Regions from separate parts of the Homo sapiens genome. Here region 1 is linked to region 2. A link is a contact called in ENCODE Hi-C or POLR2A ChIA-PET data. All regions are on one chromosome and are shown on one strand. Each heading gives the region's core, a stretch centred on a gene start or an enhancer-like site at or near the end of the contact. The rest is flanking DNA. Distances are from core to core; before and after follow the strand shown. Region 1 has its middle 150 kb from the start of DSEL-AS1. Region 2 has its middle 180 kb from the start of MIR5011.

The links. A loop is a pair of places that touch in the nucleus more often than their neighbours do. ChIA-PET counts read pairs that join two places held with the same protein, here RNA polymerase II (POLR2A). Pooled maps may share reads with other maps.
Region 1: a map of endothelial cell of umbilical vein shows a loop between it and region 2 (5-fold over the local background). The contact joins two enhancer-like sites. A Hi-C loop is called at or near these places in 6 of 168 maps with a recorded cell type or tissue (IMR-90, aorta, ascending aorta and 3 more) and 10 of 50 pooled maps. POLR2A ChIA-PET finds 5 or more read pairs at or near these places in 2 of 52 experiments (MCF 10A and endothelial cell of umbilical vein).

What each region holds. Positions count from the first base shown.
Region 1 is chr18:67,358,836-67,364,854 of GRCh38, forward strand. No RefSeq gene overlaps it. Among named protein-coding and RNA genes, the nearest start is that of DSEL-AS1, 150 kb to the right of the region's middle. Within about 2 kb of position 1,461, at least 17 of the 41 ENCODE cell types and tissues checked have a DNase peak (open chromatin) inside an H3K27ac peak, as active enhancers do; they include endothelial cell of umbilical vein and mammary epithelial cell, where a contact is called at or near this core.
Region 2 is chr18:67,262,150-67,268,628 of GRCh38, forward strand. No RefSeq gene overlaps it. Among named protein-coding and RNA genes, the nearest start is that of MIR5011, 180 kb to the left of the region's middle. Within about 2 kb of position 3,667, at least 6 of the 41 ENCODE cell types and tissues checked have a DNase peak (open chromatin) inside an H3K27ac peak, as active enhancers do; they include endothelial cell of umbilical vein and mammary epithelial cell, where a contact is called at or near this core.

The sequences.
Region 1 (6,019 bases), core at 211-2,710, 94 kb after region 2:
AGCTTACACGTGGCCTTGGGCCTGTGGGTGCGCAGAAGTCAAGAATTGAGCTTTGGGAATCTCTGCCTAGGTTTCAGAGGATTTGTAGGCGGAAGTTTGCTGCAGGGGTGGTGCCCTCATGGAGAATGTCTGCTAGGACAGTGCAGAGGGGAAATGGGGGGTTGAAGCCCCCACACAGAGTCTCCACTGGGGCACTGCCTGGTGGAGCTGTGAGAAGAGGGCCACTGTCCTCCAGACCCCAGAATGGTAGATCTACCAACAGCTTGCGGCATGCACCTGGAAAAGCCAAGGACGCCTCATGCCAGCCCTTGAAAGCAGCCAGGGGCGGGGCTCTACCCTGCAAAGTCACGGGGTGGAGCTGCTCAAAACCATGGGAGCCCGCCTCTTGCATCAGCGTTGCGTAGGTGTGAGACATGGAGTCAAAGAAGATCATTTCGGGACTTTAATGTTAAATGACTGCCTTATTGGATTTTGGACTTGTATGGGGCCTGTAGCCCTTTATTTTGGCCAATTTATCCCATTTGGAATGGATGTATTTACCCAATTCCTGTACCGCCATTGTATTTAGTAACAAACTTGCTTTTGATTTTACAGGATCATAGGCAGAAGGGACTTGCCTTGTCTCAGATGAGAATTTAGACTGTGGAGTTTTGAGTTAATGCTGGAATGAGTTAAGATTTTGGGGGATTGTTGGAAATGCATAACTGTGTTTGGAAATGTGAGGACATGAGATTTTGGAGCGGTCAGGGGCAGAATGATATGGTTTGGGTCTTTGTCCCCACCCAAATCTCATCTTGATTTGTAATCCCGGTGTGTCAAGGGCAGGAGTTGGTGGAGGTAATTGGATTATGAGGGCAATTTCCCTCGTGCTGTTCTTGTGATAGTGAAATGCCAGCATCAAAGATCTGATGGTTTTATAAGCATCTGACATTTCCCCTCTTGCATTCTTTCTCTCTCCAGCTGCCCTGTGAAGAGGTACCTTCCACTGTAATTGTAATTTTCCTGAGGCTTCCCCAGCAATGTGGAATTGTGAGTCAATTAAACCTCCTTCCTTTATAAATTACCCAGTCTTGGGTATTTCTTTATAACAATGTGAGAATGGACTAATACAGTGGGACTTGCCTTTTCTTACATATCTAGTTTGGTTTGCTATAATAAATATATGAATAATGCTTTAGGAATAGCATCCGACTTATATTGTTACATTAACATGTATTCATGAGGACACTTTGTGGAGTTCCTAATTTACCCCTCAGTCTTTGCTGCTGGAACTCACTGCTGCCCTTAGATTATGTGTACACTCTCTGCTTCCTCTTGTTATCACTCATCAGTTTACTTAAGGTAATAATATTTTTTACTTCATAATCTGTGTCTTAAAGAGAAAGCTGTTAGCCTGTCCTAAATATTGAGACTTGATCAGGCTCTAAGATTACTGTCTGACTCAGGGCCATACCTCTGTGTGTCTGTTCAGAAAATGACTCATGGAATCAGTCTGGAAGCCGGCGAGGTCACATGGTTTTGAAAATGAGAAAATATTCCACGCTGACTCATTTAGGTCATGATAGAATTTTCTTTCTCCGTGTGATTGAAGAGCTACCGAACAGCTGTGGAAGAATACAGCCAATGTCCTGAATAGTATACGGCACCCACAGAGGGAAAAAATAGTTTATACCTGAAAACCTTGTCCTGAAAATTGGAGTGGTCTTTGGGAATTCCCAAGGCATAGAAATAACTAGAAACAAGTTGTTCAATGAGTAAACCTTTCACAGTGTTTATGAAAGTGTGGTCAGGATTTTATTCTCCCGAGGGAGGAAATGTTTCTTCCATCTTGCAGAAACAGCACTTTCAGATAATTTATGTGGCCACCACTTAGAGGAAGCAGACAATACATTTAGAGGCTGAGAATTAAGGAGATGAGGATATTTAGAAGTACTTCAAGAAGAAAACAAAAATTGGAAAAGGAATGATGAGTCTTTTGAAGTTTATTTGCAATGTATCTGTTTATTTTAATTTTCCCCCTTAAGAATAAGAATTTGTTGCAAAAAGGCTACTAATAAATGTGAAACTGAAGAAATAGAGCATACTTCTGAAAACTCACAGATCATGGTTTGAAGAAAACTCTGTGGAAAGTGAAATAAAAAACCAGGATCAATCCTCAGATCAAGAACAATACAGGACAATTCCTTGTCCCCAAATTCACCATAAGAGACACAAATAAAAATTTTAGTGTTAGAAATTCAATTTCAAGTTCAATTTGTTATTCAAAATATTATGTATATTTAAATAAAATCCTTCTATATACAATATAACAACAGTTCATTTAACGCTAGTGCATTCATTACATTTCAGTGTTCAGTGTGAATAGTGCATGTGATGTGAAAATTCTTGTGTTTAAATTCTGGTGAATATGAATGAGGGTAACTTTAGAGCTGGGAAACCAGAAAAGACATTTAAAAATAGGTCTTCAATAAAACTTTTCCCTAAGTTTTACAAATTCCATTTCAATGTTAACTGAACAGGAGACTATTTTTTTATTACTTTTTAATGTTCCTTTATTGGCAAATGTCATTTACAGTGAGAAAATCCAATATTTGCCATATAAGAGAGAGATTTTCCATTGATAGTAGAATTCTTTGAAAAGGTCAAGACTGCACTATTAGTACACTTTTCTTTCCAATGATGTTACACATTTCATCAGCCACCTGAAAGTTAATCCTTGTGATTATCTTTCAATTCCTTGTTACCACAACTTTTCCTTTATATATTATTCCATTTTTATTTTTTGGTGATTTTAATATTATCTCTCTTTCATGAGTATATCTTTCTGTATATTAAAGGAAAGACATGGCTTTCAAATTTCTCAAAATTTTATGTCTAAATTATTTATACCACGTGTGTCAAAACTCCAATACTAATTATGTCTATAATATGACAGTGTACACAGTAGACTTTATTTATATGCCATCATATATTTATAAGTAAGACAAAGTCAAAAGTCGTATTTGATAATGGTTTTAAATACTTTGATAAATTACATATGCATAAATAAATTACTCTGCATACTCTAAATTCCGGGGTAATCGTTTGTTTATTTGTTTGTTTTTACTAGATCTGTTCTATTCAGGAAACAGAAGATAATTAAAAAAAATAAGTCCACACTTGTAATGACTAAAGAGTCAAAAATAGTTGATTAAATAATTGTCTTAAGAGCAGTCGTATTTTCTTTTAATCACTCTAAACTACCTATGTCATAATTTGTTTTAAAAAACTTTTTTGCTTTTTTCTTAAAAATATTGAGAAGTAGAACACAGCATTATTCAAATCTGGGAAAATTTGTAATCACTGTTGAATTCTTATATATAAACTATGGTGAAAATAACAGAATATTAATAAAGTTTAAGGTTTTAAAATAACTAACTACAAAAATTGTCATCCATGTTGTTATGAAATTCTTTTTGTCAGACCTACTCTGAAAAATTGAAAAAAAATTCGTAGACACAAAAAGCAAGTTTATAGTTAAATTCATCCAATATAGCCTATCTAATATACTAATATAGATAATCTAACTGCTTTTAAAATATAAGAATTATTTTATAAGTCTTTTGGAAAGAAGGTATTTATTTAGAGCCTCTGCCTCCCTTTAATTAATCAAAAATTGAAGAATCCTCTTTTGATATGAAGTATGGTAAAGACAAAAATATTTATTTATATAAGCTAATTTTTAAAATTCTGTTCTTACATTTAGCATATTTTTTTGGCTGTTGAGTAAGACAATAGCCAAAATTCATAATTTGTAAACTTTCTTTTTAAAAATATTTCAAAATAGGTTTAATAATTTTCTTTCTTAATTTATCTGTGTGAAACTACCAACGAAAAGGTGATGAATTCAAGTCAGAAAAATTTTATCAATTGGAGATCCTACTAAAAATTGCAAGAAGTGATTATAATCGATGTCTACTATAGGAAATTTGAGACATTTCTTTCATTATGACTTAGGGTTTCTCCAAAAGAAAATTCCAGATATGGACATGGGTACAATTCGGATATTTGGGATGTGATCCCTGAATGCAGCAAGCGGAGAGGTGGGAGAGTGTGACAGAGCAGAAGGGACCCACACACAGTAGTTATTTAGCTGGTAATCACTGAGCCACTGCAGCTCACTGTAACAAATGTTCTTCCAAATGAACCTCTGAATTGGTTTCCACAGCACAGAAGGCTGCAAATTTATCCATGTCATCTTGTCCCTCGCTGGTTGAGGTTAACCTCAAGGATATTAACTGTCTCTATTTAATAACTGTTGAAAAAGCTACTTGTACATCAGAGAAAACTGTGTGACAGAAAACCCAAGTGATCCAGAAAGTAGCAATGTGGGAGGCAGCCTGTGTGTGCAAGGAAGGTCCCCTCCAGCTGTCCTGAAGTCCAAGCTGACCCACAGGATATAGAACTGGCACAAAAGGAGTCTGTTACAGTTAAAATTGGGCTTAACATAATGAAAAGATTACTCAGAAAAAAAAAATGTCGGTTTTTATACCTTGGGAATATTTTTTTAAAATAATTCCTTATTAAAAATGCATACTTTCTACATAACTTATATACTTATATTTTACTTTTAAAGTTGTGCAATATATGTTGTGAGCTTTAGAGTGTTTTTTTTATTTTAATGGTTGCCCTTAATTTCTTAGCATCAATTCTTCATCATGGATTTTTTTTTTCCAAATCCAAAACTTATCTTCTGATGGTAACAAGAATTTTATCATGTGATTACCCATTACATACTGCTTCTTTATTTGTTATAATTGGAAAGTTTAATTTTATATTTTCAATAGTTACTATGATCAAACTAATCATTTCTTCTTGTGTTAAAAAAATGCCCTAAAACATAGCAGCTTCAAACATTTATTATATCAGTTTCTGTGAGTCAAGAATGCACATGTGGCTTAGCTGGGTGTCTCTGGCTCAAGAACTTGCAAGCTGCTGTTCATGGCTGTGGCTTCACCTGAAGTCTCAACTGAAACTCATCTGCTTCCAAGCTCACTCACATGTCTCTTGGCAGGCCCTAGTCCCTTGACACATGGGCTGTCCATAGGGTGCCTTAAAATATAGCAGCTGGCTTTCTCCAGGGTGAGATCCAATGGAGAACAAGAGAGAGAAGGTGTCTAAGTCAGCAGCCACAGCTGTGTTTGCGAGCTAATCTCTAAAGTGACATTCCATCGCTTCTATCATATTCTCGTAGAAGTAACAGTTCAGCCCACACTCAAGGGAAGGGAATAACAATAATGTAAAAATACTAAGAAGAGTGGATTACTGTGGGCCATGATAGAGGCTGGCTACCAATAATTGTAACTTCATATCAGTCAAATTTTAATTTAATTGGCTCACAAATTTATCGATTTTTCTTGAATTTTTACCTTTTATCGAATCATACTTTCTTAATCTGTTTGACCTGCTACTACAAAATACCATAAGCTGGATAATTTAAAAACAAAGGAAATGAATTTCTGCTCAGTACTGGAGGCTGGAAATTCTAAGATTCGAGACACCTGCGGATTGAGTGTCTGGTGAGAGCCTGGTTCAGAGAATGCTATCTTATCCTTCTATCCTCACATGGGAGAAGGGACAAGGAAGGGCTCTATGGTTTCTTTTGTAAGGGCACTAATTCCATTCATAAGGTCTCTGCCCTCATGAACTAATTGCCTCCCAAAAGCCCCATTTCCAAATACCATCACACAGGAAGTTAGGTCTCAACATAGAAGTTTTTAGGCACACAAATATTCTGTCATAGATATGCTATGCTATTTATAGCATATATGTATTACTTCTTGAATATTCTTCTTTAATAGCTGAATATCTACAAGTAGCAAAGCATTTCACCTTTATATGCCTGCAAATACCTTTCTTGAATCTGTGCTGTTAATAACAGTTTAGCTAAATTAAAATTATTTTCTCTTACAAATAGTATTCTATCTATTCCTATGGATAAAACATTTTGATGTCAATTTTTTTTAGGTATTTTGCCTTT
Region 2 (6,479 bases), core at 2,417-4,916:
TTACTTGGTATACTTGCTTGAATAGGAAAGATTTCTCCCTTATGTGTAGGCATATACTATTGAATTATTTGACTCATGTTAGAGTGCTGTTCTTATTTATGATAAGTCCCTCAACATAATGTCCTATCTAGAAGCTGTGAATATGTCACCTAAGGGTGATGGAGATCTCCAAATAGTCACTTTCCAGAGCTGTAACTGGCACTTGTTTTAAATTGGTATGATTATGTCTAAGCCATGCAATTTGAAAGAATGGTACGGACACATAGACACTTTCCATTGCTTTTATGCTTTTTTTTCTATCATAGATCCACACATCATTTTTTATGTCTTGAGTGAATATGACAGCTGTGTGATTTCTTTTTCTTTGTGAAGCCAATTAATCTGTCTACACTTCTGGGCTTTTAATTTTTTTTTTTTTTTTTTTTTTTTTGCATATGCCTTTTCTTTCTTTTCTTTTTCTTTTCCTGATCAAGTTGTTTACATTCTCAGAATGTTTGTCTTAGATCTTCATACTTGTCTGATTTTCTAATTACTTAGCCTTTTATCCCAGCTTCCTGTTTAGGGTTTACTAATAATCAGCTCTCTAGACTCAGTCTGTGATTTAGCCTGTTCTCGTCACACATGCACTGAAATTATTTGAGGCACATTCAACAGCACACTTAAAAGAAGCAGACAAAATAATCCCGAAAAAGTCTCAACATTGATTTTGTACTCTGTAAAGGTTTACAAGAGCTTAATGTGAATGTTTGGAAACCTAAGGACATCAGACGACTAATTGTTTCAAGCGATACTTATAAGGAACAGATAAAAACAGACACAAAGAAGGGGATCAGAAGTCATTTGTAAGGATATATGAAATCGACTGATGTGCCATACTGATGTAGATTTCATAGCAACTTGTCTGCAAGACCTCATACTTCATCTCCATGATGAAATTCAGTTACAAAAACTGTTAAAGTGAGACAACTTATATAAGCTTACGGGTAGTGGGCTCAGTAAAGGTAAATGTTGGTGCACTTACCTTTGCCTTACTAATTGGAAAAATCAATTAAATAAAACAACACGTATTCATTTAGTAAAAATTTATTGAGTGTATTTGCTACAAAATACATTTAGGTCAATTTTCAAGGTTGCAGGTAGTATGATTGAAGTTTAACCATGAGAAAAATATACAGTTTACATAGATCAGAATATCAAGGTACTTTTTAAAGATATCATTTTAAGAATAAGAAGTTATTGTATATACAAGGAATATTCCTTGCATGGAATATACGAGGAATATTCCATGCATGGAATATACGAGGAATATTCCTTGCATGGAATATACGAGGAATATTCCTTGCATGGAATATACGAGGAATATTCCTTGCATGGAATATACGAGGAATATTCCTTGCATGGAATATACGAGGAATATTCCATGCATGGAATATACGAGGAATATTCCATGCATGGAATATACGAGGTATATTCCTTGTATGGTATATACGAGGAATAAATATATTTTATAGGAAGTAAAGTATGGAAGGAAAACTATGCTTTACTTCCTATAAAATTTTTGTGAACTATACTATCAAAAAAGTTGTCTAACATGCAGCACCTAAAATAAAACAAAATCATAGTAAAATAGATTACTCAATTAATTTCAGTTGTATCTTATTATTCTTAGATATATCTCATATTTAATATAGAATTTCATAATGACAATGTCTTTAAGATGATATTAATTTTAAAAAATTGATAGATAATTTGACCCAGCAATCCCACTTCTGAATATCTACTCACAGGAAAATAAATCATTATATAATAAAGACACATATGACCTATACTCATATGCTTGTAGTGGCACTATTCACAATAGTGAAGTCATGGATTCATGTCCATCAATGGATAACTGGATAAATCAAATGTGAAATATATACATCATGGAATACTCCGCAGCCACACAAAAGAAGGATATCATGTCCTTTGCTGCAACCTGGATGGAGCTGAAGGCCAATATTCTAAGTGAATTAACTCAGAAACAGAAAATCAAATACCGCATGTTCTCACCTATAAGTGGTAGTTAAACAATAGGTACAAATGGACATACAGATGAAGGTAATGAGGGTTGAAAATTTACCTATTGGGAAAAATATTCACTATTCAGATGATGGGTACAACAGAACCCAAACCTCACCATTATGCGATATATCCGTATAACAACCCTGCACATGTACCCTGAATCTATATATTAGTCTGAATCTATATATTAATAATATTTTAAAGAAATAAAGTAAATATAATTAAAAATAAAAAAGAATATGCATTTCAGAGGATCATTTACTTCTCCGTCATCACACAATGAATTTCTATATAAATTACTGGGCAAACTTAAAACTAAAATGAGCCTCAGAAAACTGTGAAAGTTAAAGAGAATAAGAAAGGCTGGGTAGAGACCTTCAGACCTGGCAGTGGGGAGGTAATCATGCTGTCTCATATCTCCCTCCTTCCTCCCAGTTTCTGTTTGTGCCTATTGGCATTTTTGGGTTGCTGACTTAAATATAAATATCCACAAGTAGCTACTGAACAAAGTGGCTCTAGCATGTGGAGTCCATGACATTAGAGCTCCTGTCTTTTCTATTTATTGCTTCAACTCTCACTCCACCTCCTCAGATGAGAACAGAGCCTGGAGGTGGACAAGATCTCAATTCTTATTACATGGATCCAGAAAATTAGTCGCTATGCGTCAAACCCAAAAATATGGAAAAATAAATCTAACTAAACAGGTTTGGAAATTAAAAGCAACTGGTCTCAAAAATGTGTAATTGGCATAGACATATTTTATTAAGAATTTCATATTTAAAGCATGGTTGGTTATTATATAAAAGTATTAGATTTTATAAAAGTATTATAGAATTTATATCCTTTCTCTCCTCTACTCAAAGCTCTTCCAGGATATCCTTCCGATTGGCAAAGTAAAACCCCAAGCCAAAAGTAACCTATGGCCTATATTTGTATATCTCATGAACTAAAAATGGTTTTTACAGACTAAAAGAAGAAAAAAGAGGAGAAGGAGGAAAAGGAGGATAATTTACAACTTGAATTTACAAATGGAAAGACCATATGTAGCTTCAAGTCCTAAAATGTTTACTAGTCAGCTCTTTACAGAGCTTCTGACCTGCAGCAAGAAAACCCTACAGGTTTGCAGCCCTGCAGCAAGGAAAAAAAATGTTTGTTTAATTGTCACAGGAGAGCTTTCTTGATTCAAGTTAGTGTTTAAGGACTAAACCTCTGGCATCTGGGAATTTGAACTCAATCTACTATTCTAGTGTTAGGGATGATGTGAAGAATTTAAGCCTGTTTCCCTTGTGCAAATGGAGGCAATGTGATTCTATTTTACAGAATCGCTGTTAGAATTAAAGGGCATATTAAAAGTAAAATATTTAGCAAAGTACCTGTGCAAACCCCTCATCTTCTACCACCTGCCCTTCTCACCACACACCACCCAGCACTGTGCATCCACACGTCTCTCTTTCTGTGCAGAAAACACTCTTATGCTTCATGTTGCTGGAAAGGACTACACAGCTCTCCAATTTTGGCTTAAATTACTTTCCCACAGTGTTTATTTTACCTGGCACAGTAATCCTTTCCTTGCAACCTTATCATAATGTGCCAATTGCCCATAGAGGTGGTTCTATTTTACTGCGGTTGCTTCAGGAAATCTAACCACTTGGCTCTTAACTTCCTGTGGTTGGGAAATAATCTTTACATCTCAGACCTCAGTGCTGATCTGACCCAGTGTAAACCCAGCGAGCTGCCAATATGTATTCATATTTTTAATGTTTTGGGGGAAAGCAATAGCCAATTTTAAATCTCCATTTTTCAAAATTATCCTCTCTTTTTACCAGTTGTCACATTTATTCCATCTTCAATGCTAGCTAAAAGCCACAGACTTAGGATATGATAAGCAGCCCTGGAATTCATTCATTCTATCTCTGTTTGTAGAACATTTTCTTCTCGTTTAGTCACTAAGTTGGTATTTGTCCCTATGAGAACATTTTTTTTTCTGAAAATAGAATAAAAATGTCCTAAGCTTAGAAATGTTCATCTTCAGAGCTTCACTGCCTAAGACCTATGAAGCTGTCCAGTTGCGTTATGCACAATTTTTTACTTCACTACTTAGGTAATAAAACACAACGGTGTGAACATTACAGTCTAATAAGGACACACCTTAGCAGTTGTTAAGAATATGAGTGTTAGGTGCCCTAACAACTCTGATTCATCATTATCAGACCATAAAAATTTCCCAGAGTGAATTATTATGGTTATGAAAAATAAGTATAAATGACAAAGAGCATAAAAGTAATATATTTAAATGAAAATTTTTATAAATGAGGCATATTATCATGCATGGATTACACAGTTGAAAGCCCATTAAAGGTTTTGAGAAGAATATTTTATTTAGAAAGTTGGCATGACAGCCACTGAGTTCAAAAGAACAATAAAAAATATGCAGAGGTCAGAACAGCACTGTGTCTTGGGGACTTACTGAGATTTATAGAAAATCAAGATTGTACTATCTGTTAGTGTTCAGAAAACCTTGGGTAATAACTCTCAAGCTTCACTGGGAAAATCCTACAGGGATTGTGGTGAGTATTCTTTCCCTACTGTGCCTCTTTTCTTCTTCAAGGTCTGTTCATGTCTGTTCAGCAAGGTCCCAGACTCCAGAACCCCTAAGTACAGATCCTTCAAGGGTGATAATGAATTCGGGGATCTGCTGAAAAAAGAGCACGTAAGGCACTGATTAAAGAGATATGCTGCTCTGTTTATTGACAGTTAGTATGCAAAGTATTTTGTTAGCATTTTAATTCGATGTTGAGTAAGCAAGGTTTTTTTCTCCTGATGTCCCACCAAGGAAACCATAGAAACTGAGATACACTAAGGTCTTTTTTTCTTTGTGATCAGTTTGCATAACAATGAATCAGCATATAGTTTTAAAGTCAAATAGATTGCAAAATGACAGTTTCACTTACCAACCACATAGCTGATCTATGTTTTCCTGCAGTCTTCCTTTGGAATTAGTGGATAACACTTACTAATATAGCCAACCATTATTTGACTAACAACAATGACAATTTTATATGGTTCAACCTATATTTTTATTGTAGGTAGTAATGGATAGTACAATAATGTCAGATAATCAAATTATAAATTCAACATTGTATAAGTATATTAATCTTTCTCTTAGGTCCCATTTCTAAATGTACTGATATTAATATAGGAGCTGATTTTTCCCTCATGAACAATGAAGAAGAAAAATTATAACTCAAAGCACAAAATATGAAAGGACTTATCTAAAACCCCTGATTTATAAAGGATGTAGATAATCTTCACTAGTTAACAGTAAACCATCTTTCCATATTATTTATTATCTGGCTCTTATTGGTCACTTATTTTATGTATGAAATCTCAGTTTTTAATCCAGAGAAAGTCAACAGATCATAGCTTCCATTGTATTCTCCAATCTTGGTAAAAATAATAGGCACTATTATTATGAAGTATAAAGTGTCACATCAATACAGACTTAAGATTATTAGAGGAAACAATGTTTCTTTTTTTCTGAGATAATCCCTCTTGTTAATTTTATATTAATACATATTTTTGTACATATCTATGGGGTATATGTGATATTTTGTTACATTCATAGAAGGCGTAATGACCAAGTCAGTGTATTTAGGGTATCCATCACCTACAGCAGTGATCATTTCTATGTGTTGGGAATATTTCAAGTCCTCTCTTCCAGCTATTTTGAAATGTACATAGTTAGCCATTGTCACCCTACTCTTCTATCGAACGTTAGAACTTATACCTTCTATCTAACTATGTACCCATTGATCAACCTATCTTCATCCCACCTCCACACATCCTTTCTAGCCTTGGATAACTATCATTTTGCTGTCACCATGACATCAACTTTTTAAACTCCCACATATGAGTGAGAACATGCAATATTTGTCTTTCTGTGCCTGGCTTATTTCTCTTAACATAATGACCTCTAGTTTCATCCATGTTGTTGCAAATGAGAGGATTTCATTTTTTATGGCTAAATAATATTCTATAGTCTATAGCGCATATATAACACATTTTCTTTATCTATTCCTCCATTGATGGGCACTAAGAAAGTTTTGGGAAATATGGAAACAGGACATTCTGCTTTCCACGATGCATTTCTAACCACATAGTGTTTCTAAACATAACGACCAGTTTCTTTCATATTTGATATATAGATTTCCAAGCAATTAAATAAGTGTATCTGTTCTGTAAAAATGTGTCTGTAAATTTTTCAAAGACCTTCTACATCATAACTTAGAAAGAGGAGCATCAGGGTTCAACTCTGTCTCCATGAAAAGACGATCTTGGAGTTCCTTCTCCCAGCACTGCTTCCTCAGAAAGGTTGTCTAAGGCAAAGATGCAATTTTGAAAGTATCACCAGGCAG